Linked DNA regions of Homo sapiens: all the other regions are linked to region 3. The links are chromatin loops, found by intact Hi-C in ENCODE. Cell type or tissue: sigmoid colon. All regions are shown on one strand.

The links. Peaks named below come from ENCODE experiments on the same cell type or tissue, not always from the same donor. Only the 100,000 strongest peaks of a DNase experiment are listed, where the experiment ranks them.
Region 1: it touches region 3 in a loop (10-fold over the local background); 17 of 110 quality-filtered maps call a loop at or near these places.
Region 2: it touches region 3 in a loop (5-fold over the local background); 22 of 110 quality-filtered maps call a loop at or near these places.

The regions. Positions count from the first base shown.
Region 1 is chr1:186,980,204-186,988,203 of GRCh38, reverse strand. All of the region lies in intron 17 of PLA2G4A (phospholipase A2 group IVA), which reads right to left. Among named protein-coding and RNA genes, the nearest start is that of LINC01036, 110 kb to the left of the region's middle. RefSeq lists an enhancer at 2,817-3,318. In sigmoid colon, CTCF peaks have their summits at 36, 246 and 2,096 (motif pointing right); a DNase peak (open chromatin) is centred at 4,643; H3K27ac peaks cover 340 bases.
Region 2 is chr1:186,602,543-186,610,542 of GRCh38, reverse strand. No RefSeq gene overlaps it. Among named protein-coding and RNA genes, the nearest start is that of PTGS2, 74 kb to the left of the region's middle. In sigmoid colon, a CTCF peak has its summit at 4,624 (motif pointing left); a DNase peak (open chromatin) is centred at 4,592.
Region 3 is chr1:186,675,655-186,683,654 of GRCh38, reverse strand. It overlaps PTGS2 (prostaglandin-endoperoxide synthase 2), which reads left to right and starts at 3,232. Exons shown (of 10, transcript NM_000963.4): 1 at 3,232-3,416; 2 at 4,217-4,333; 3 at 4,454-4,597; 4 at 5,251-5,394; 5 at 5,825-6,006; 6 at 6,739-6,822; 7 at 6,942-7,188; 8 at 7,471-7,757. The coding sequence starts at 3,365. PACERR (PTGS2 antisense NFKB1 complex-mediated expression regulator RNA) reads right to left here and starts at 3,001. Exons shown (of 1, transcript NR_125801.1): 1 at 2,209-3,001. RefSeq lists an enhancer at 4,882-6,081. In sigmoid colon, CTCF peaks have their summits at 691 (motif pointing right) and 3,328; a DNase peak (open chromatin) is centred at 3,174; H3K4me3 peaks cover 5,856 bases; H3K27ac peaks cover 1,050 bases.

The DNA of each region.
Region 1 (8,000 bases), 300 kb before region 3:
TCTTGTTAAGCTTATATTCAGCTACTGTTCCTTCCCTCACCAGGGAAAGAAGGATTCTGGAAATGTTCTAGATTTTATGCTGATAAATTTGGGAATAAAGTGGTAGCATGGTAAAATTATGTTGGTTCTGCTCTTTGCCAAAAGGGGGATAACAGGGAAGAAACAAGTAATTACTAAATCTATAATTTATGTTCTTTATAATTAGTGGGCAAGTAGAAAAAGACCACCAGGAAAGTAAAAGCTTTTCCTAGTGGAGGAAGAAGGCATTGCTGGAGAATTGCCTTCCTTCCTCAACTGAAACAATACAGTTATAAAACATGAGCCTCCTCTATCTAGGAAACATCATGCTCTGTGATTTCATTGGTGAAAATGAATTACTACTTTTTATTCAGCATACATATATCCAATATATATTCTTTACATATACCCATGTTAATGGTAACCAGAAGAAAACACAGGAAACTACAACCTCTAAGAACTGCTATTTCAACTGTCATACACTGGTTTTGGTATGAAGTTAACCTAGTTAGAATTTGGGGAAAGAAGAGAACATTCAGAATTTGGTAGATGCAGTTATTGAAGAGCAGTGGAAATGGGCTTTGGAAGAAGGCCTGAATAGTAAATCTTGTCTCTGCTTCTGCTTCAGAACCTTGTTAAAATCAGGAAGACTCCATTTCCCAGGACAGTCCTCATTTCATCTCGATGACCAATGAGATAGATGTTTCTGGGCATCAGGAAACCGAGGCAAGTCACAGAGTTATTCCACAATTCCTTTTATTCTCTACCTCAGGGATTGTTAAGCAACATTAAGGTACAGTCCACGGGCTTTTCAGCCCCTTGCCACAGGTAGGAATACTTGGCAAGTCTGATCAGTTTAGGACGCTATGGCCTCCTCTCACTCACAACTGCTGTGGCCCACTTGGCCTTGGAGATGCATGCTCAGAGGGATTCTCCCATTACCACGTGCAAGCTCACTGGGCAAGCATGGCTCATTGCCTGAAGGAGATCATGTTTGCACCACTTAAACATGTGAGATCTAAATGGTGCAAACATGCAATTATTTTTCTGTGACTTTATGTCCCAGACACCCAACAAGCAAGGCTCTCTATTCTCTAATAGTAACTTTAAAAACGCAGTCAGATTTTGGAAAAAGGGAGCTATCACAGGAATGTGGTTCTTTTATATGCCTTATTTTAAAACGTAATATATGTAATTATCTTCTCGGGAAATGGGCTCAAACGTGAATGAGTCCGTTAAGGTAAAGCTGATATTTGCTGATCCCACTTTTCTTAAGAATAGGGAAACATAATTCTGTGATGACAAAAGATGCTTCAGATCTATGAAGGAGACTTGGACCAAAGGCTACCAGGCACAAACACTTCTTGGCTGTGTGAGATGGAGGGCAATTAGTGTCAATACTTGAGCCCATTTCTTCTTCTTTAAAATGGAAATAATGTACTAATTTGGGGTTTTGTGGGGATTGGAGATCATTTCTATAAAGTGCTTGGCACAATACCTGGTACATAAACATTCTACAACAGCTGTTACGCTTGTTATTTTTAAACTGACAATATGTGATGAAAATTGGGAACTCTAAATTAGAAGTGAAGCTATAAAGTTTATAAGAAATAAACACACCAGGTGTGTAGCCAAGAATGAGCTTATTATATTGTGTAAGTCAGCAAATCGTTTCTGCTATTCAAAGTATCCTACTACATCTTCTTTTAAAAATCTCCCTGCCTTTCTAGAGATCTATATCAGCAAATTTATCAATTGGTTTCTCCTTCTCACAGAAATCCATGAAACATCAACCCTCATTGCATAAAAGTGTCCAAATAAAATAAAAACCAACTATTTGCTTTCTAAACACCTAAAAAGCTTTAAAATAAAAAAGACCATACAAAAAATTAAACTGACAATGATTGCTGCTATCAATTCCCTCATAATGAATTCTTGAGCATAAAAAAAATCAGCAATATCAACATCAGGAACTAGTGGATTTATCGTAATTGGACCTCAGCTGGTGTTCCTAGTGAGCAAGCCATTCTGATAAAGGAAAATGAACACTTCCAACTCTGAAAACCCCAAGTTAGAATGTGCAAGTTGATCCACTAGGTGGCATATTAACACCATGAAACCATTAACCAGGTTTTTCACATTACTGCGGAAAATACCCTGTTCTTGGGAGTTACAGTTCTGTGATAGAAAAAATCAAGCCCAGTATTAGATCAGTTACTAAATTCAAACCTTTTGGCATCCTACATGATACAACTACATATATTCAAAAAGGCATTATGTTAAATTTAAACCTTTCTTTTCATTATTATACAAGAAGTCATCTTAAATGGTGTTTGTATCTCTTTCATTCTTCCCTGAAATTCATTGGGATTCCAAATCCTTCCCTTCAGTGTTATCCCAGCAAAAGCCCTCATATCTCAACCTTCTCCAGCCTCACCACCTATCCCATGTCATCTTTCACTTGTGCCATTCAGTAGCCTCCTATTGTTGAACCAGATCTCTTAAATCTTTGCTAATGAAAGCAGAGAATAAGAAAAACAAGCATGTAAAATGTGATCCCCCTTCCACATAAGAAACAAATTTGTAGAGGTGAGATTATAAGCAATCTACAAACAAATATTGAGTTATCACAACAGAAAATAAAAAATAAGCCCAAGAGAGAAAGTTAAGTATATTTTGTTAGAGAAGTAAAAATTACAAATATAGGAGAACATGAGAAGATATTTAGGTGTAAAATTACTGTGAATTTGCTGGATAATGCCTGCCTTTTCAATAAAAACTGAAATGTCAGGAAGGCAGAAAGTTCATCAGGCTTGCATTTTTTTTTATCCGAGCGCTTAGAACATGGAAGGTACATAATAAATATTTGCAAAATTAATAAATACACAGAAGGTGCTCACTAGAGGTTGATTGACACAGGGCAGCATTCAGTTCAGAGGAACAGTGAGACCAGTTGAGTTAAAGGACAGGCAGGGTTTTTAAGTGGAGCAGAAGACTGGGCATTCTCTGTAGAAGAATAACCATATGAAAAGACTGAGGATGGGAGGCTGTGGCATTCGTCAGAGACATCTGGGAATTCATTCTGGCCTGGCTAGAATGAAGGCTGTGTTTGGGGAACACTAAGAAATAAGGCTGCTTGAGAGACAGGTGGTTCAAAAGTAAGGAATGAAGGAGAAAAGACATGCAGCCTCATCTCAGCTCCCCCACATCATCGTGACTTCCAGTAACCTGCCTAAGTAATCCATGACTCCATTTCCTAACTTATAAATTAAAACCCCACCTCATAGGCTAGTCTTGAGTGTTAAATATTTGGGGGAAAATATTTGGCTTATATGAAGCACTCAAAACTTTTAATTCTTCTTTCCATGCTGTACCCCTAGTTTCTAAAACAGTTTCTGGCACACTAAACAATAAATATGTATTGAATTAATAAATAAATGAGACCAGAAAGAGATCATAGGCAGCATTAAAAATAGATGAGTTATGGACTAATATATTAGGCAATAATACATAATAGTAAGCTTATAAATTATTTTTAAAAGATAGAACTTTTACTTGTACCTACACACCCTTATCAAGATGAAGAAATATCAATGAATTAATGAATTAAGAAATGAGTACCAGTATTTCTGGATATGGATGTATCCTCATTTTAATTAACATTTAATGTTTAGCACTTTGTAGAATTATTTAAGAAAGAAAAAAGCTCATTACTTTGCATCATTGGCATATGCTGAATAATGTGACACATAACTGGTTCTAAGACTATGCCTATCAAATTAATAATTTGAATAAGTGAGACTGGGAAACCATATATTTTCCTGTGATAGCAAATTAACAGGTCCTAGAAAAGAAATCTCAGAAGACATATTCCCTCCAGATCGAAGTGATGGTTTAAGAGTAGATAGAGTATGCAGCCATACTACGTGGGCAGGCATGTACTATATACAAATTCCCCATGGTTGGGAACTCTGCCTCCATCCCACCAAGAGCACCTTGTATCCTGACACTTGCTACCCACAGTAAGTCAATGAAATTTTAAACACCCATCATGAAAATTGTACTGCATATTTACTTTAGGTGTCAGGCATTGTGATCAGTATGTCTACAGAATACAAGGTAAATAAAGCAAGTCACTGTTCTTAAGGGGTTTATAATTAAAAGCCAAAAACTATGAACACTAATAATTATATTAGCTGCTTCAATTTACTGTCTATTTCATGCCAAGCCCTTAAGTTATATTATTCTACTTAATCCCCATCCTGATCCTACATGATATATACCATCGTTTCCCTTTACAAAATAGGAAAGCAAAATTTAGAAAGGTTAACCAATATGCCCAATGTCACCCAGCCAAGAGGCCGCAGAGCAAGGATTTGAATACCCAATTTGGTCAGACTCCAATGCCTCTGCATCCCACCCCCGCCCCGCCGCCATCACATGTCTACCAGTGTAAGTCACTATACGTTAAGTTTTTGAAGGAAAAAAAATTGAAATACTACTGTAATTGTACAAGCATTGAGACAATGTTCAGTGAAAAGGAATTTGGGAGAATTGAGTAAGAGCAGAAACCTGATGCTATGAGAAACCCAGGCCGCTGTCATGACGTGAGCAGAAACAGAGCAGAAGTCCTCTAAAGATAAACTGAAATTTAGCTTTGGCAAAGCAGGCAAGCTAGAATCTCTTGATAAAATGAAGCAATAGGAGGGTGCAGCTGGCTGACACAGCATGGCCTCTTCAGAGCAAAAATTGAGGTCAGAGTGAATTGAAGAGGAAACGTTGCCCTAAGCCACAGTGGTCACAGTTGCAAAGTTGAAAACTGTTGTCTATGTAATTGGCAGAGAGGTAACTTTGCATTGTAAGAGTTTATATTCACAATGTCCATCCACCGTTTACAAAGAACTCTGATGGTCTACAGCAGTAAACATATGCTGTGTTGCCGAAGTGTGAATCGGTACCCTACTCTATTCAAATGGTGTGGGAATGAGAGAGTTAGCTAATTCAGCAGAGTTTTGTTGCTCTTTAAGTACCATCATTTACAAAATTGTGATTCTGATAAAAATGTGTTTTCTTTTCTTTTCTTTTCTTTTTTTTTTTTTTTTGAGACAGACTCTTGCTCTGTCACCCAGGCTGAAGTGCAATGGTGCGATCTTGGCTCACTGCAAGCTCCACCTCCCTGGTTCACACCATTCTCCTGCCTCAGCCTCCCTAGTAGCTGGGACTACAGGCACCTGCCACCACGCCCAGCTAATTTTGCTTTTTTGTATTTTTAGTAGAGACGGGGTTTCACCGTGTTAGCCGGGATGGTCTTGATCTCCTGACCTGGTGATCTGCCCGCCTCAGCCTCCCAAAGTGCTGGGATTATAGGCGTGAACCACGGCGCCCGGCCCCAAAAATGTGTTTTCTTAAAGTGGAGAAGAAGGGAGTCACTAAGGCAAGATAAAATGTCAGTGAAAACTGAAAATTTTATCTGTTTATGAAACACACACACACACACACACGCACACACACACAAAGAGGAGTTACTTGAACATGAGTCTCAATGTTCATATAATTCAGGAAAAAGCCTACCTTCATTTGTTCATTCAGAAAATATATACTGACTGCCTAAGCTGGCATTACCTGTACAAACTTGTCTATGTTGTTAACCTGAGGCATTTGCAAAGGTCTTTGGGTGTAATCCCCATGGACCTTCAGGGGTACAAGATAAGGACATGTATAGGTAAGGTTCTCATTTATTGAGCAGCTTCTGTAATCATGCATCACCCAATTAAACATTCACTACTACAATTATTATAGATCCTACCACACCTGTTTCAGAGACGAGGAAGTGGAGGCTCAAAAAGTTTAAGCAGCTTATTCAAAGTCACATGTAAGAGATTTAAAGATGATATAACGCCCATGACCTTGTCTGTACATGCTGTGCCAGAAACTGTAGCAGAAGCAATTAAAAACTGCTTAATTCTCAGAACTAAAGGACTTGGAGATACAGGAAAGATTGCCCTTTATGGCTAATGCTTTTAGCGTCAAGTTTAAAGAATATTTCCCAGGGTCAAAGTCATAAAGATACTCCCCTGTGTTGTATTCTAGAAGCTTTGTTTACTTTTATACTCAGATCTACAGTCTATCTGATATTGGCTTTGTTGATAATGTGAAAGAGGTACATTTAATTTTTTCCTTTGTGAATAATCATCTGATCACTTTTTTTATTACAGATAGTCACAATTTATTCAAGGACGATTTTATTTAGTGCTACTGTCTGTCCTTGGACAATGTCATGTTTTCTTAATGTTATCTTGCTGTCTTTCTATTTGGTAAAGTAAGTCTTCTAACTTCGCTTTCTTTCTTCAAGATGAGTTAGCCTACTTTGGTCCTTTTCACTTTCATATTATTTTTTAATGAATTTATCAATCTTCTTATAAAAACCTGATGGTATTGTTACTAAAAATGCAGGGGAAATGGGGACTTACTAGTTAATGGTTACAGAGTTTTAGTTTGGGAGGATGTAAAATGTTCTGGAGATAGATGGTGGGGTTGGTTGCACGATAATGCAATGTACTTAATGCCACTAAACTGTACACTTAAAAATGGTTAAAATGATAAATTTTATATTTTGTATATTTTATAACAATAAAAAGTGAAAACATATTTTTAAAACTGCTAAATTAATGGTTTCTGAAGAATCAACATTTGATGAGGTGTATAGGTCGGGACAGTTGTTCTGGGATTCAGTCTATTTTTGTTCAGGCACTAACTTTTACATCTATGTGTCAAACAAACTACTTTGAAGAATGTTTGTAAAATATATAAATAAAACTGTATCATTCCTTATTGCAAATTGTTTAGCAGACTTTATATAAACTAGAACAGCAAGACAAATGTATTTGGTTAAGATACACATATGTATATCTACTCCCAAGTCCAACATGGTATTTGTATATTCCTACAATCTGTTTTTTCCATTTGAGAAAGACTTATCAAATTTAATACAATTCATCCCAAGGAATGTGTAGTTTTGAGTTTATTGGCTCATACTGGAAAACTAGGGTGACTGTGATATTAATTCTTACCTCTGTTTTAGTAGCATGAGGTTTTATAAAATGCAACTAACTCTATTTTGAGAATTTATGTTCACTCCCTACAAATCAGAGATTAATCATTTTTTCTCTTAACCTTTCAATTTTTGCCATCACCATAGAGATAATGTATCACGTGGATTTCAGATGTCCACTGCTTGAAATATTTTTTCTAAAAAGGAAACAAATCTATGGAGAAAATGACATATGCTATATATTTTGATAAGCATTTTTAGATGAATTATCATCTATTTGTAAATGAAGGCTGAAAAAAAGAATTTTAGAGTTGTAAGAATCAAGGCTTATTGGGGAAAATTTTACACATTTACAAAAATTAAAGATATTAATTAACAAATATATTATGGTGCAACTGTGATGATTGCATACAGTTGATATTACTAGTCTCAGGCCAAACGAAACAAGCAAGCAAACTAGATGTGTGGAGTTCTATTAGCTCACAAAATCTAATTAGAGCCCATATAAACAGAACACTCATTCACATATTCTGAATTCCTTTGCGCCATTTACACAGTCACCAAAAAGACTGGTAAATCAGACATGATGCCTTTCCTTCTCCATTTAATTTCTTTTTTTCTGTTTTTCTAATGTACAAAATCCAATTAGGCCACTGAACTTAAGCTTTTACAACTGATAATCATTTGTCAGACACTATGATTTGGAACCACAAGTCAATGATTTCAGTTACAGAATAGTGTTCCTATATGGTAAGTTAAAAATGAAAGAATTTCACCTAGACACAGAATCTTAGCAGAAGATACACTAATGATAGGAAGGATTGATACTGAAGACAATGATTTGTTTCTAAAGCAAAGCATACTTGACATCTCAAAGGCTAAAAATTGGAAAGGCTGGCCGGGTGCGGTGGCTCACGCCTGTAATCCCAGC
Region 2 (8,000 bases), 73 kb after region 3:
GAAGGGATCACTTGAGGTCAGGAGTTCAAGACCAGCCTAGCCAAAATGGTAAACCCCTGTCTCTACTAAAAGTACAAAAATCAGCTAGGCATGGTGGTATGTGCCTATAGTCTGAGCTACTTGGGAGGCTGAGGAACAAGAATCGTTTGAACCCGGGAGGCAGGGGTTGCAGTGAGCTGATATTGCGCCACTGCACCCAGGCAACAGGGCAAGACTCTGTCACAAGAAAAGAAAAAGAAAAATCAATGAGAAGTGAAAAATGCAAGCTATGCCCCATACCAAGGACAATAGAACCGGCATGCTCCTACTGCTCCCCTCTTACTTTGCCTGAATATGTCTAATACATTCTATTCCTGAATATTCACAGTCTAGTAACTCCGTCTGAATTGCTTTTTGTGTGTGTGTGTGTGTCTCTGAAAAAGCAGTCAAATTGCTCCTTTATAAAATAAAACTACCTGAAAATTCAGGAGATAATCCCTGAGTCACTTACATTCTCTGGACAAAAACAGGGCTTAGGCTATAAAGAATTTCCCAATCCTAGGGAAGACCCTCAAAATTTTCTCAAGAATTCAGTCTTAATTGGAACCTATGACTCCTGGATATCTACCCTCTATTAACAAATGCACATGTTGCTGGGACCTGAGGAAGCCCCAAAACGGATGTAAGAAGCAGAACAGTATTCTCCTGAGAATGATATCAAGGACCCAAAAAGCCCCACCTCATTTATTTATGAGCCAAAGCCTTAAACATCCCAAATGACCTTTGAAAACTATTCCTGATGTGTCCCCCACCCACACTGACTGGTCTATATCATCTAGGCCTGCAGGTAAAAGAAAAATGTGTCTGTTATTGATTTTAAAATTTGCTTGGAAGCCCTATTTCTCAAGGTATTCCAGCTTCCACCAAACTGATGATACAATCCAGCCAGCCCTAGCTGCCTTTTTTGAAATGCGCTCCTCCTGGAGATTAGCAGACTCATAAAAACAAAACAAAAGATAGGATGGGAGGCTACAAGACCAGCTGAACTAATAATTATAGGTGAACATTTTGAAATGATCTGAGAATAAGATAAGAAACAAAAGGCTTCTAAATTAATATCCTAGCAATTATAACAATTTCATGGCAACCAGCAAACTGGAATGACTTTTGGACCTGCCCCAGGGCACTTTTCCAGTATGCAACTCCTAAAACAACCATTTCCAAAAAATTGTTGCTATTTGTGCTAACAACTGGGACACTGCTAAAAGTCCTGCCTCCAAAGATTTTTTAAGGGAAGCCCCAGAATACAGGCTGCCCACCCTCTGATAATAATCTCCATGTTACCAGTGGACAGACAGACCTCCAAGGGAAGGTCCAGTAAGCTTCTGCCATTTATTCATTTGAAAAATCAAGGGGATACACAGATAAAAATTAATGAAGATTTTTTTTCCAATCTTAGTTGACACCAGAGCTACTGGTTCCAGCTTAAACACTACTTTTATAGAATAACTTCTCCCTAGTAGTAAAACAGAATTTCAGTGGTGGGGTTTTCAAATCAAGTTCAAAAGGAATTCATGTCTTATGCTACACAAACGACTCTAGACCCTTTCACTGAAAAATATTCTCTTTTGTTGTTTGACACAGCTCTAGTCAATTTATTGGGCAGAGACCTTCTGTCTAAGCTAAAAGGTCTGATATGGTTTGCCTCTAGTGGAGATGTGACTCTGGAATTTTCTGACCCACCTGAGCCAGATCTCATATGGACTTTGCGGTCTGTCCTACACATAGAGGAAGAGGACAGTCCACAAAATGCCCCAGTCTAACTGAACTACCCAATTGCTATGAGCCACATTAAATACTGACCTTGGAAGAATAAAAAGTGCAGAGCACTCAAATTCAAGTAGACCTCACTAAACCCCTTCCTCAATTACTGCAATACCCGTTAAAGCCTGAGGCCGTAAAAAGTCTTGTCCCAGTGTCAATGATAGAAGACTTAATTGCTCAAAGATTAATTATTCCATGTAGCAGCCTTTGTAACACCCCGATTTTACCTGTACAAAAACCTAATGGATAAGGATGGCAATTTGTTCAGAATCTAAGAGCCATTAACAGGATAGTTATGCTGTTTCCCAGTGGTTCCAAACCCTAACGGTCATTTGTCACAAGTTCCCCCAGATTCTAAATGGTTTACAGTTGTAAACTGTAACATGTTCAGCCTTTCTTTAACATTCCAGATGACTCTGACAGTCAATCCTGTTTGCTTTCACCTGGAATAATCAACAGTATTGGAGGGTCATGTCTCAGGGGTTCATTGAAACCCCCTTCTATTTCTCTTAAGTACTCTGTCGAGACTTGAGCATCCTCCAGTCTCCTAGAGGGTTGACTCCTTCAATACACCAATGACATCTCACTTTGTTCACTTACTAAGGAGGCATCCCAGCAGGATTCCTTCTATTTATTATAGCAGTTAGCAGAAAAGGGACTTAAGGTCTCCAGAGACAAATTACAAGTATCAATAGATGCTGTTCACTATTTAGGACATGATCTGAGTGCCGCAGGCATCCAGATCTGGTGTCTGCTAGTTAAGCTTTCCCAGGAATTTCCTAGGTTGGTAACTAAGAAGAAACTTTCCAGGTTCTTAGGTTTAATTAGATGTTGTCATCAAGGGGTCTCTAGTTTTCCCCTCTTAGGGTCTTTACTGTATGAACTCACTAAACACTTAGTCCCTGAACCCCTTTCTTGGGAAGAAAAACATGAACCAGGACGTTGTAAAATTAAAACAGGCATTATAAAAACTCCCTGCTTTGGGATTGCCCAGTTACTAAAAACATTTCACCCTATTTGTACCTGAAAGAAATAATCAGGCCTTGAGAATCCTTGCACAAGAACATGATAATAAGCTTAGCCCATTGCCTCTTGTAGTGCTTGATTAGACTATTGCCAAAGCGTCTGTGGATCTAACCTCAGGTAATAATGCTTATCTCCACATATCACACAAGGTGAAAAGTCTTCTCAACTCTAACCTTACCCAATATCTTTCTTTTCTTTTTTTTTTTTAATTTGTGGTTAAAAAATAGACATATAATTTTGTATCTTAACCATTTTAAAGTGTACATTTCAATAGTGTTAAGGGTATTCATGTTGTGAAACACATCTCAATAACTTTTGTTTTTATCTTGGTTTCCTTATATTTGTTCTTTCGACAAATATTATTGAGCAGTTAGAATATACAGGCGCTGTTCAAGCACTGAGGATAAAGCATTAAACAACTCAGAATGAGATATAAGATTAGACCTGTTTATTTCACAAATCTGTTTTTTGAGGTTAAATTGAAACAATGCATGTAAAATTTATGAAGTATATCAGTAGTTCTCAAAATTTGGTCTAAGGGCTTTTTTACACTCTTAAAAATTATTGAATACATTTTAAAATGCTTTTGCTTATGTGGGATGCACTCACACAAACTTGTGTATATATATTTACTATACTAGAAATTAAAATGAAATATTTAAAATATATTTTCTAATTCATTTAAAATAAAAATAATACATTTATTGCATGTTTGTATAAATAACATATTTTTAAAATACTATATTTTATTAAAAGCATTTACCTAAACAAAAAATGTTTAGTAAGGCTGGATGTGGTGGTTCATGCCTATAATCCCAGCACTTTGGGAGGTCAAGGTGGGAGGATTGCTTGAGGCCAGAAGTGCTAGGCTAGACCATAGTAAGGAAAGAGAAAAAGAAAAGAAAGAGGGAAAGAGAGAGGGAGGGAGGAAGGAAGGAAGGAAGGAGAGAAAAAGAGAGAGAAAGAAAAAGAAAGAAAGAAAGTAAGCTTAGTGAGAGGAGAGGCATTGTGATGCATTTTGTAAATCTCATTAATGTCTGGCTTAATAAATGACAGTTGTATTCTCAAGAGTGATGTCGTCAAAATGGGAGAATAGAAATAATCTAGCTTCAGTGTTCCCCACAGAAAACCAAAAACAACTATCCAGTACCTAGATTATCATCACCAGTAACCAAGAACTGGGCCTTTTGATGATTTTTGAGACCACAGAAAAGTGAAAAACTACAAGCAGAAAGTAAGAGAAATGAACTTCAGTTTCTTTGATATGCCTCCCCTACCTAAGTTGCCAGGCACTACATGGAAAAGTCCCCCTAGACTTAGGGTTTCACCAATGGAAAAAGTGAGATCAAGGCAGGCAAGACAGCAGGCTTCCCCACCATCTTGGGTTTCTTAGCAGGACTGCCATTTCTGCCTCAACTCAAGAAGCATCACAAGTGCCTGTAGAGAGAAATATCCTAAAGGCGGCTAGACTGAAAAAAAAAAAAAAAGAGAGAGAGAGAGAGAGAGTGGAGAAGGGATAGCAATCCCAGGGTGCAAAATGTAGGGCTGCTCTTCAGCTCAGCAAAAAGAGACACCAAACCAGAAGAGCAGTTCAGCAGCACCGGGCTCTAGGAGGCATTCTTCATGGGTCCTCAGGACACAAAACTCTACCCAGCCTCCACACACAACCAAGGAATCTCCTTTGGGACTCCTCCTGCCACACAGCCCCCCATCTGACACAGGCAGTTCTCCAAACTTTTTTGAGAGCTGTGGCAAACTTGGACTTAGGGCACCATCTAGTGCCAAAAAGGAGGCAGCAGTCCGGGGCTAAGGGAACTCAACATGCAAACCACACAGAACCTCTAAACATGCATAGCCTAGAAAGACCAAAGCAATCCAGACAGTGAAGACTGGAATCAATAGCTAAACCTTTAGTGCAAAGACAGAAATGTAAATCCGTAAGAAACAACAGCAAACAGGAAACCATGACCTCCCCAAATGGACAAAGCAAAGATCCGGTGATAGGCAATGGAGCAATGGTGTGGGCTCTCAAATCAGGAATTCAATATGGTAATTTTGAGGAAACTCCGTGAACTCCAAGATAACAGAGAAAAACAATTCAGAAATTTATCATAGAAATTTAACAAAGAGATTAGAATAATTTTTAATAAGAACAGAAATCCTAGAACTCAGAAATACTTTGGCTGAACTGAAAAATTCATTGGAAGGTCTCAGCAGCAGAATTTATCAAGTGGAAGAAAGGTTCAGTGAGCTTGAAGATAGGGTATTTAAAAACACACAGGGAAGAAAAAAGAAAAAATAATTTTTAAAAAATGAAATATGCCTACGAGGTCTAGAAAACAGCTTCAAAAGAGCAAACCTAAGGGTCATTGGCATTTAAGAGGGAATTGAGAAGGAGGCAAAAGGTAGAAAGCTTATTCAAAGAGATAATACAGTAACACTTTCCAAACCTAGAGAAAAATATAAATATGCAAGTACAGAAAAGTCAAGGATTGTCAAGGATTATAAAGGATTATAAAATAGATTCAACCCAAATAAGACTACACCAAGGCATATAATAAACAAACACTCAAAGGTCAAGGTCAAAGAGAGAATTCTAAAATCAGCAATAAAAAAGAAGCAACATCATATGAAAAAGCTCAAGTTCATTGGGCAACAGACTTCTCAGCAGAAATCATACCCAGGAAGGAGTGAGATAATATATTCAAAGTGCTTAATGAAGAAAACTGCCAAATGATAATACTGTATCTAGCAAGCTAGCCTTCAAACATGAAAAATAGATAAAGACTTTCTGAGATAAATAATAGTTGAGGATATGACTTACCACCAGACCAGTCTTACAAGAAATACTGAAGGGAGTTCTTCAGTCTGAAAGGAAGCTAACATGCAACAGGAAAACATCAGAAGATATAAAATTCACTGGTAAAAGTTAGTATAGAGACAAATTCAGAATATTCTAATACTGTAATTGTGGTGTGTTAATCACTCATATCTTTAGTATGAAGACTAACAGACAAAGCTATCAAAACAATAATAACAACAAAATTTTGTTAAGAAAGATGCAGTTATGAAAAGATGTAAACCGAGAGAATAAAAAGCCAAAATATGGGGAGGTGGAGTTAAAGTGCAAAGTTTTTAAGTTTTTCTTTGTGTTTGCTTCTTTTCTTTACTTTATGATCAAAGTGAAGTAGTTATCTGCTGATAAAAAACTTGTTATAACTATAAGATGATTTTATAGGCCTCGTGGTAACCATAAAGCAACAATTTATAATAAATATCCTAAAAATAAAAATAAGCAATTAAAACATACTACCAGAGAAAATCACTTAACCACAAAGGAAAACAGTGAGAGTGGAAGAAGGGAAAAGTTACAAAACAAAGAGAAAACAAGTAACAAAATGGCAGTAGTAAGTCCTTATTATCAATAATAACATTGAATATAAATGCAATAAATTCTCCAATTAAAAGACATAGACTGGTTAAGTGGATTAGGAAACAATACCCAACTATATACTTTCTATGAGAAGCTCACCTCATATATACACACACACATAGACTGGAAGTAAAGGGATGAAAAAAGATTTTCTGTGCAAAAATGGAAGCCAAAAAAGAAAAAAGCAGAGCTACCTATACTTAGATAAAATAGGTTTTAAGGCAAAACCTGTAAAAAAAGACAAAGAAGTTCATTACATAAACAGTAGTAAATATATATGCAACCAATATCAGACCACCCAAATATGTAAAGTAATTATTAATAGATCTAAGGAGAGAAATAGACTATAATACAATAATAGTAGGGGACTTTAACAACCCACTTTCAATGATGAACAGATTATCCAAACAGAAAATCAATGCACATGTACCCTAAAACTTAAAGTGTAATAATAATAAAATAAAATTTAAAAAAAAGAAATTTGAGTTAAACTACACTCTACACCTAATGGACCTAAGTAATATTTTAAGAACATTTTCTCCTTCTGATACAGAATATGCATTCTTCTCAACTGCATGTGGAACATTATTCAGGATAGATCATATGTTAGACCACAAAACAAGTCTCAGTAAATTCAAAAAAGTCAAAATTATATCAAGTATCTTTTCTGGCCACAATGAGATAAAACCAGAAATCCATAACAAGAACTTTTGAAACCTAACAAATATATAGAAATTAAACCATATGCTCCTGAATGACCAATGGGTCAATGAAGAAATTCAGAAGAAATTTTTGAAAATTTCTTCAAACAAATGAAAATGGAGTCACCTCATATCAAAACCTATAAGACACAGCAAAGGCAGTACTAAGAGGGAAGTTTATAAAAATAAATGTCCATGTCAAAAAAGTAGAAAGGATTTAAATAAACAAGAAAATGATGTATCTCAAGAAACTAGAAAAGCAAGAACAAACCAAACCCAAAATTAGTAAAATGAAAGAAATAACTATTGTTATTGTTACCTATATATCAAACCTTCACATGTACCCCTGACTCTAAAATAAAAGTTAAAAAAATTAAATTTGACTTCACCACTTAAAAAATAATAATAAAACAATAAAAGTACAAACAAGTGCAAAGAAATAAAGGGTGGAAAATTACAAGGTCTAGGAAGGGAAACGAATATCCAGATTTATGAAGTCTTCTAATAGATTGACTCTAAAGTGGCCTATACTAAGAAACATTATAATTAAATTATACAAAGTCAGAGACAAAGAGAATGTTGAAAACAGCAGAGAAAAGTAACTCATCACATATAAGTGAACCCCCACAAAACTATCAGCAGAAACCTTGCAAGTCAGTAGAGAGTTTGATGATATATTCAAAATACTAAGAAAAAACTGCCAACCATGATTACTCGACCTAGAAAAGATGTCCTTTAAGAATGAAATAGAGACAAAGACTCCTAGAAAAAAAAATTAGGGAGTTTCTCACCATTGGACCTCTCATTCAAGAAGTATTAAAGGAAGTTGAATTGAAATTAAAAAATCCTAAACAACAACATGAAAGCATATGAAAGTATAAATCTCATTCATAAAGGTAAGAATAAAGACAGAGTATTGTAATACTGTAATGGTAGCACACAGTTTTTAACACTAGTATATAAATTAAAAGACAAAAGCATTTCACATAAGTATAACCACAGAAAAATTGTAATGGAGACACAATATAGAAAGAAGT
Region 3 (8,000 bases):
TTTGAGAAAAAGAAAGGAGATCAGTGTTTTATAAAACTTAGAAATAGATTTTTTAAGTGTTTCTTCATTGACTTATGTGAAAGGACTTTTCTTAATTTAACAAATTATGTGCTTTCGTTTATAGCCTCAAAACTTCTTGTGTAGCTAAGAATGGGTAAATAATCAGGCTTTACTAAAGGACTAACGTAAAGATCTTCTGTAAGTAACATTTCTGCTACTCAAGGAAGAGATAAACTTCATGGCATAACCTTGCCAAAGTATACTAAGAATAACCCTGACACAAAGCTCTTTTTTCAGCCAACATGCCATGAAAGAAAGAAGACAAGGGGTGATCTCCACTCTCTAAGTGAACCACTAAACCCACCAAAGAAGAAACGAGGGAAATAGAAAGAGGACCCTTGCCTGAGATAATGGATCTGTATGTATGAGTAGTAGAACCCTGCTCAAAGTACAAGGAAGGGAAAAAAAAGTTAGTTTATTTGGAATTTTGGACATTAAGAGTCTTTATTGTTCATTTTCTTTTAACTCACATGAATGGCTTATCACTTCAATTAATAAATATTTCATTTCTTTTCAACATATTCATGAAACAAATCTGAAATGAACAGTGCAACATGTGAATGTTTAGAACATTATAAAATTAAACACAAAATCTGTCTGGCAATCTTCCTAGCATCTTAGGAAAAAAGTTGACAAAATTTCAAGCAGCAGAAGGGGGCAGTAAAACTCAACAGAAAGCTCTGGAAGATTTTTAAGATTCTTCCTTATTTTCTTTTCATGTAGATTATTTCCCAACAAATTTCAGACGCTAATAGAAATTTTGTACAACAGATCCATATATTTGCCTAAAATAGACACAGAAACATTGAATATATGCAAACATGAGAGCTATAAGTTTTACATGATCAAACCTTTTTTTTATGGTACACAATAGTCACAGTACTTTTCCATATAAAACAGGTTTAGTGGTCTTAATTTAGTTTGGCACATTTAATACACTCCCATGACCAGCATCCCAAATGTACCTATCCGTTTTATTTTATTGTCTCAGAATTGTCAGTTATTTAATAAATTATGTAACTTTTTTCCTTATGCTCAGATTTGCACTTCTTTCTAAAACTCTGCCCATCCTTAAAGTCCCAGATTCTCCTTGAACTTTTTTTTTTGACTTTCCAAGTACATGGAACTCTTCACTCTATCCTGCTATATAAGTGACAGAATTTCCACTATGGGATAGATGGAGTTCAATTCCTTTGAGTTTAAAATAATCTAAATATAATTATTCCTTATGCCCTGTTTTTCCCTCACTTTTGTATCCAAATCTCTTTTCAGACAACAGAACAATTAATGTCTGATAAGGAAGACAATGATGATGATCACTTCAAAATGAATTCAGGATTGTAATGTAAAATTTTAGTACTCTCTCACAGTATGGATTCTAACATGGCTTCTAACCCAAACTAACATTAGTAGCTCTAACTATAAACTTCAAATTTCAGTAGATGCAACCTACTCCTTTAAAATGAAACAGAAGATTGAAATTATTAAATTATCAAAAAGAAAATGATCCACGCTCTTAGTTGAAATTTCATGTAAGATTCCATGCAATAAATAGGAGTGCCATAAATGGAATGATGAAATATGACTAGAGGAGGAGAAAGGCTTCCTAGATGAGATGGAATTTTAGTCATCCGTGTCTCATGAAGAATCAGATGTGTACACTAAGCAAAACAGTTAAAAAAAAAACCTCCAAGTGAGTCTCTTATTTATTTTTTTCTTATAAGACTTCTACAAATTGAGGTACCTGGTGTAGTTTTATTTCAGGTTTTATGCTGTCATTTTCCTGTAATGCTAAGGACTTAGGACATAACTGAATTTTCTATTTTCCACTTCTTTTCTGGTGTGTGTGTATATATATATGTATATATACACACACACATATACATATATATATTTTTTAGTATCTCACCCTCACATGCTCCTCCCTGAGCACTACCCATGATAGATGTTAAACAAAAGCAAAGATGAAATTCCAACTGTCAAAATCTCCCTTCCATCTAATTAATTCCTCATCCAACTATGTTCCAAAACGAGAATAGAAAATTAGCCCCAATAAGCCCAGGCAACTGAAAAGTAAATGCTATGTTGTACTTTGATCCATGGTCACAACTCATAATCTTGGAAAAGTGGACAGAAAAGACAAAAGAGTGAACTTTAAAACTCGAATTTATTTTACCAGTATCTCCTATGAAGGGCTAGTAACCAAAATAATCCACGCATCAGGGAGAGAAATGCCTTAAGGCATACGTTTTGGACATTTAGCGTCCCTGCAAATTCTGGCCATCGCCGCTTCCTTTGTCCATCAGAAGGCAGGAAACTTTATATTGGTGACCCGTGGAGCTCACATTAACTATTTACAGGGTAACTGCTTAGGACCAGTATTATGAGGAGAATTTACCTTTCCCGCCTCTCTTTCCAAGAAACAAGGAGGGGGTGAAGGTACGGAGAACAGTATTTCTTCTGTTGAAAGCAACTTAGCTACAAAGATAAATTACAGCTATGTACACTGAAGGTAGCTATTTCATTCCACAAAATAAGAGTTTTTTAAAAAGCTATGTATGTATGTGCTGCATATAGAGCAGATATACAGCCTATTAAGCGTCGTCACTAAAACATAAAACATGTCAGCCTTTCTTAACCTTACTCGCCCCAGTCTGTCCCGACGTGACTTCCTCGACCCTCTAAAGACGTACAGACCAGACACGGCGGCGGCGGCGGGAGAGGGGATTCCCTGCGCCCCCGGACCTCAGGGCCGCTCAGATTCCTGGAGAGGAAGCCAAGTGTCCTTCTGCCCTCCCCCGGTATCCCATCCAAGGCGATCAGTCCAGAACTGGCTCTCGGAAGCGCTCGGGCAAAGACTGCGAAGAAGAAAAGACATCTGGCGGAAACCTGTGCGCCTGGGGCGGTGGAACTCGGGGAGGAGAGGGAGGGATCAGACAGGAGAGTGGGGACTACCCCCTCTGCTCCCAAATTGGGGCAGCTTCCTGGGTTTCCGATTTTCTCATTTCCGTGGGTAAAAAACCCTGCCCCCACCGGGCTTACGCAATTTTTTTAAGGGGAGAGGAGGGAAAAATTTGTGGGGGGTACGAAAAGGCGGAAAGAAACAGTCATTTCGTCACATGGGCTTGGTTTTCAGTCTTATAAAAAGGAAGGTTCTCTCGGTTAGCGACCAATTGTCATACGACTTGCAGTGAGCGTCAGGAGCACGTCCAGGAACTCCTCAGCAGCGCCTCCTTCAGCTCCACAGCCAGACGCCCTCAGACAGCAAAGCCTACCCCCGCGCCGCGCCCTGCCCGCCGCTGCGATGCTCGCCCGCGCCCTGCTGCTGTGCGCGGTCCTGGCGCTCAGCCATACAGGTGAGTACCTGGCGCCGCGCACCGGGGACTCCGGTTCCACGCACCCGGGCAGAGTTTCCGCTCTGACCTCCTGGGTCTATCCCAGTACTCCGACTTCTCTCCGAATAGAGAAGCTACGTGACTTGGGAAAGAGCTTGGACCGCTAGAGTTCGAAAGAACTCCGTGGATATTCCAGCTTTCCCACAAGCACTGATCATTATGAGCCAGTTACTTAACCGATCTGAGACACTCTCACCTCCTAAATAGGGATAGATGATACTAATTTGCAGGTTGTCATTATGATAAGACAGGATCTGATCAATATATGTGAATTGTTTATATTTGGAACCTTTTTATTGAGTGGAAGAAGTTGTTTTAAATATTCTAGTCAGTTCTTTCCTGCTCCCAGGAAAGCCCGGATTATGTTTTAAGATAAGCAAAATGTCTTAAAAGTAAGCTGTTTTACTTTGAATTTTTCCCTAAATGTTGATTAGTGTACTAGATCCATTTTAATTTGGAAAGTGAAGTGCTACTTATTTGAACTTCTTAAAAATGCTAATTTTAACATCTAAAGAGTTAACTAAGAAAAGCTTAGTAACATGATGTACCAAGTTGAATATGCTGTTATCCTTATTTAGAATAGAAAATTGGTATTTCTACGTTTTATCCATTCTAAGGCAGGTTAAAAAATTGTATTTCCATGACTACCTATATATTTCTTGAATTTATTATTGTAAAGTTGATTCATAGTCAAACAATTAAATGTTTAAATTAAGATTAAGACACTAGAGAATGATTTATTTGCTGTCCTTTAATTGCAGCAAATCCTTGCTGTTCCCACCCATGTCAAAACCGAGGTGTATGTATGAGTGTGGGATTTGACCAGTATAAGTGCGATTGTACCCGGACAGGATTCTATGGAGAAAACTGCTCAACACGTAAGTTTGTCCTTTGGTTGCCTCATTAGGAGTGGGGCTGGATACAGTTATCATTGTATAGATTTGTGTCTTATAATGAGTCCCATTAATTTCTCCCTCCCTTTCTTCGTCTTCTTGCAGCGGAATTTTTGACAAGAATAAAATTATTTCTGAAACCCACTCCAAACACAGTGCACTACATACTTACCCACTTCAAGGGATTTTGGAACGTTGTGAATAACATTCCCTTCCTTCGAAATGCAATTATGAGTTATGTGTTGACATGTAAGTACAAGTGTCTTTCTAAGGTTTTTAGCCTTCTCAAAGAAAAATATGCTTTATAATACTGTAAGCCTAATCTAAAAACATATTTCCAAGCTTATCAAAAAGACTTTAAGATAGCTTTTAAGTTTGCCTTCCATCTTAATCGCCAAAAATATTGACATTTAGTCCCATCCAGTTTATACAGTCTGCTCACAACTCTGTATACCTCTTCTAACCTTTACTGTTTGGTCAGTTTGTGGAGGTAGCATGGTCCAGCTGTTTATTGAATGCCCATGGGCCACAGAATTGTTCTGAACATGTAGCACCCATTAAAATAAATTTGGATTTGGATCAGCAAGAAAATAACTTTCCATGATTCTAAAGTGGGTGCCATACTCAGCCATTCCTTTCATAGGCCTCTTGGATAGTGAGCAGATGGCTACCTGAAAAATCAATATTGCCAGATTATAATGTGCAGAGTATATGTATTTTATTAAAGATGTATTTCAAGTGGCCATTAGACTATAAAGTGTAGTTGTTTAAAAATAGATTTTTTTTATTTTGGAGTTACATTCAACCTCAGGTGCCACTTTCCACATTTTACAATAAAAATAATGGTTGATTTACTTAACAAATGAGAATAAATAAAACATTTTTTTCTTTGAAAATTTCAGCCAGATCACATTTGATTGACAGTCCACCAACTTACAATGCTGACTATGGCTACAAAAGCTGGGAAGCCTTCTCTAACCTCTCCTATTATACTAGAGCCCTTCCTCCTGTGCCTGATGATTGCCCGACTCCCTTGGGTGTCAAAGGTGAGTAAGAAGAATCCATTAGAGATGTATTAACTATAAGACGGGCTGCATTGCTGCCAAAAAAAAAAATTGACCTTAGACTACCATTTATTTATTAACAAAAGCAGTTTTTACTTTTAGCATGGTTATCTATGGGTATTTTTTAAAGTATGAGTCTATATAAACTATTATGTAAAAGCAAATGAGCGTCTTGGTATAATGTCTTAATATTTTCAAATTATTTCTTTAGAAATGAAATAATTCTAATTAAAATAGATAAAATCATTCAGTAAGAAGTTGTTCCACCATATCTTAGAACTGTTGTTTATATTATGATCCTATTCACAATTGTAATTCTCATATAAATGAAGAATTCTTGGTAGATTGACAGTCACCATCTCCTTTCTTGAATACATAGATGGATTCTTACCTTAGCTTTCTCATTTTTCAGGTAAAAAGCAGCTTCCTGATTCAAATGAGATTGTGGAAAAATTGCTTCTAAGAAGAAAGTTCATCCCTGATCCCCAGGGCTCAAACATGATGTTTGCATTCTTTGCCCAGCACTTCACGCATCAGTTTTTCAAGACAGATCATAAGCGAGGGCCAGCTTTCACCAACGGGCTGGGCCATGGGGTAAGATAGAGTTAATATCTTAGAGTTAGTAAAATTATACCAAATCATAGTCAAGGGCTAACATTAAAGGAGATATACAGATAGATAGATCCAAATAACTTATCCACTTTTTTTAAAAAGAAGTCTTATCTATAAAAACCTTAAAGGAATTTTCCATTTACTTCACTGGTCTAGTAAAATTATACACACACACAGACATGCACACACATATATAAACATTCACACACATACATATGTACAGGTATTGTTATTTGTAATTTGACCCTTGTATTTTTTAGTTTAAAATGTTAGTACTGCAAAATGTTATGTCCTCAAAAACACATTGTACCATGATTATGCCGCTTTCAATATTGTAAAGTGAGGTTTTTGCCGCATTATTATTTTTTGGATTTCAATAGCATAGCTTCAAGTTATTCGTAAGAATTTTTTATAAATAATACATTTTTATACTTTTTTATAATTACCATATCATCATAGTGAAGTATATAATATATATGATATAAGCTCAATATAGTATATTAATTCCGTTAAACACAAAGACATATCAGTTTGTAGCTTTGGTGGATAAACAAATTAATTTAGCAATTCATGGCTATGAAAAATGTATATTTTATTTAAAAATTTTAAAGAAAGCTAAATGATCAAATTATTTAATGATGAATTATATGATAGACACTTTATATAAGAAAAACTTCAACAGCAACAAATTAAAATTTTTTCATCATTTTCTAGGTGGACTTAAATCATATTTACGGTGAAACTCTGGCTAGACAGCGTAAACTGCGCCTTTTCAAGGATGGAAAAATGAAATATCAGGTATGCTTCCTTTGACTATTAAGACTTAGTTATTACCGCTTATACCCATATTTTAAAATCCCTAAAAATGTGTTCCTTAACTTTTTAACTGATGTTTATTTATTTATTTATTTTTTTAGATAATTGATGGAGAGATGTATCCTCCCACAGTCAAAGATACTCAGGCAGAGATGATCTACCCTCCTCAAGTCCCTGAGCATCTACGGTTTGCTGTGGGGCAGGAGGTCTTTGGTCTGGTGCCTGGTCTGATGATGTATGCCACAATCTGGCTGCGGGAACACAACAGAGTATGCGATGTGCTTAAACAGGAGCATCCTGAATGGGGTGATGAGCAGTTGTTCCAGACAAGCAGGCTAATACTGATAGGTAAACAAGAAAATGATTTATATAAAACCCTCTTCCCCAGGGAAAATTAGTGTGCTATCTTTGTTATGTTTTGAGTAAATGACAAGATGTGGTAAATGAAAACTCACACATTCTATATACATTAAATATGTAAGCATGACTGATAAAATAGCTATCTTTTGATACTGACAAGGAAGAAAACAGAAATGAAGGAATAGCAAATTTTAAAAATTGCATTCCAGTTGCTTGAAAGCTTGTGATCAGATGCAATAAATGTTTTTATTATTTATTTTGTGCAAATAGGAGAGACTATTAAGATTGTGATTGAAGATTATGTGCAACACTTGAGTGGCTATCACTTCAAACTGAAATTTGACCCAGAACTACTTTTCAACAAACAATTCCAGTACCAAAATCGTATTGCTGCTGAATTTAACACCCTCTATCACTGGCATCCCCTTCTGCCTGACACCTTTCAAATTCATGACCAGAAATACAACTATCAACAGTTTATCTACAACAACTCTATATTGCTGGAACATGGAATTACCCAGTTTGTTGAATCATTCACCAGGCAAATTGCTGGCAGGGTAAGCATTATTATTGAAAACCAAAACAAAAGACTAGTCAGTAACTTTAGAATTTCTGCCACGGAAATTATTTTTCTTAAACTTACTAAAAGAGTAGTTAGTTATATTGCTAGTAAAATTATTTTATTGATATAAGAAGCCTAACTTTGTTTGAAAAGTCTAAACTTTTAGTCTAGTCTACAGTTGTCAGACAAATAGCAAATTGTACCCCTACCTTAAAAATATTTTCAAAAAGTATCTATA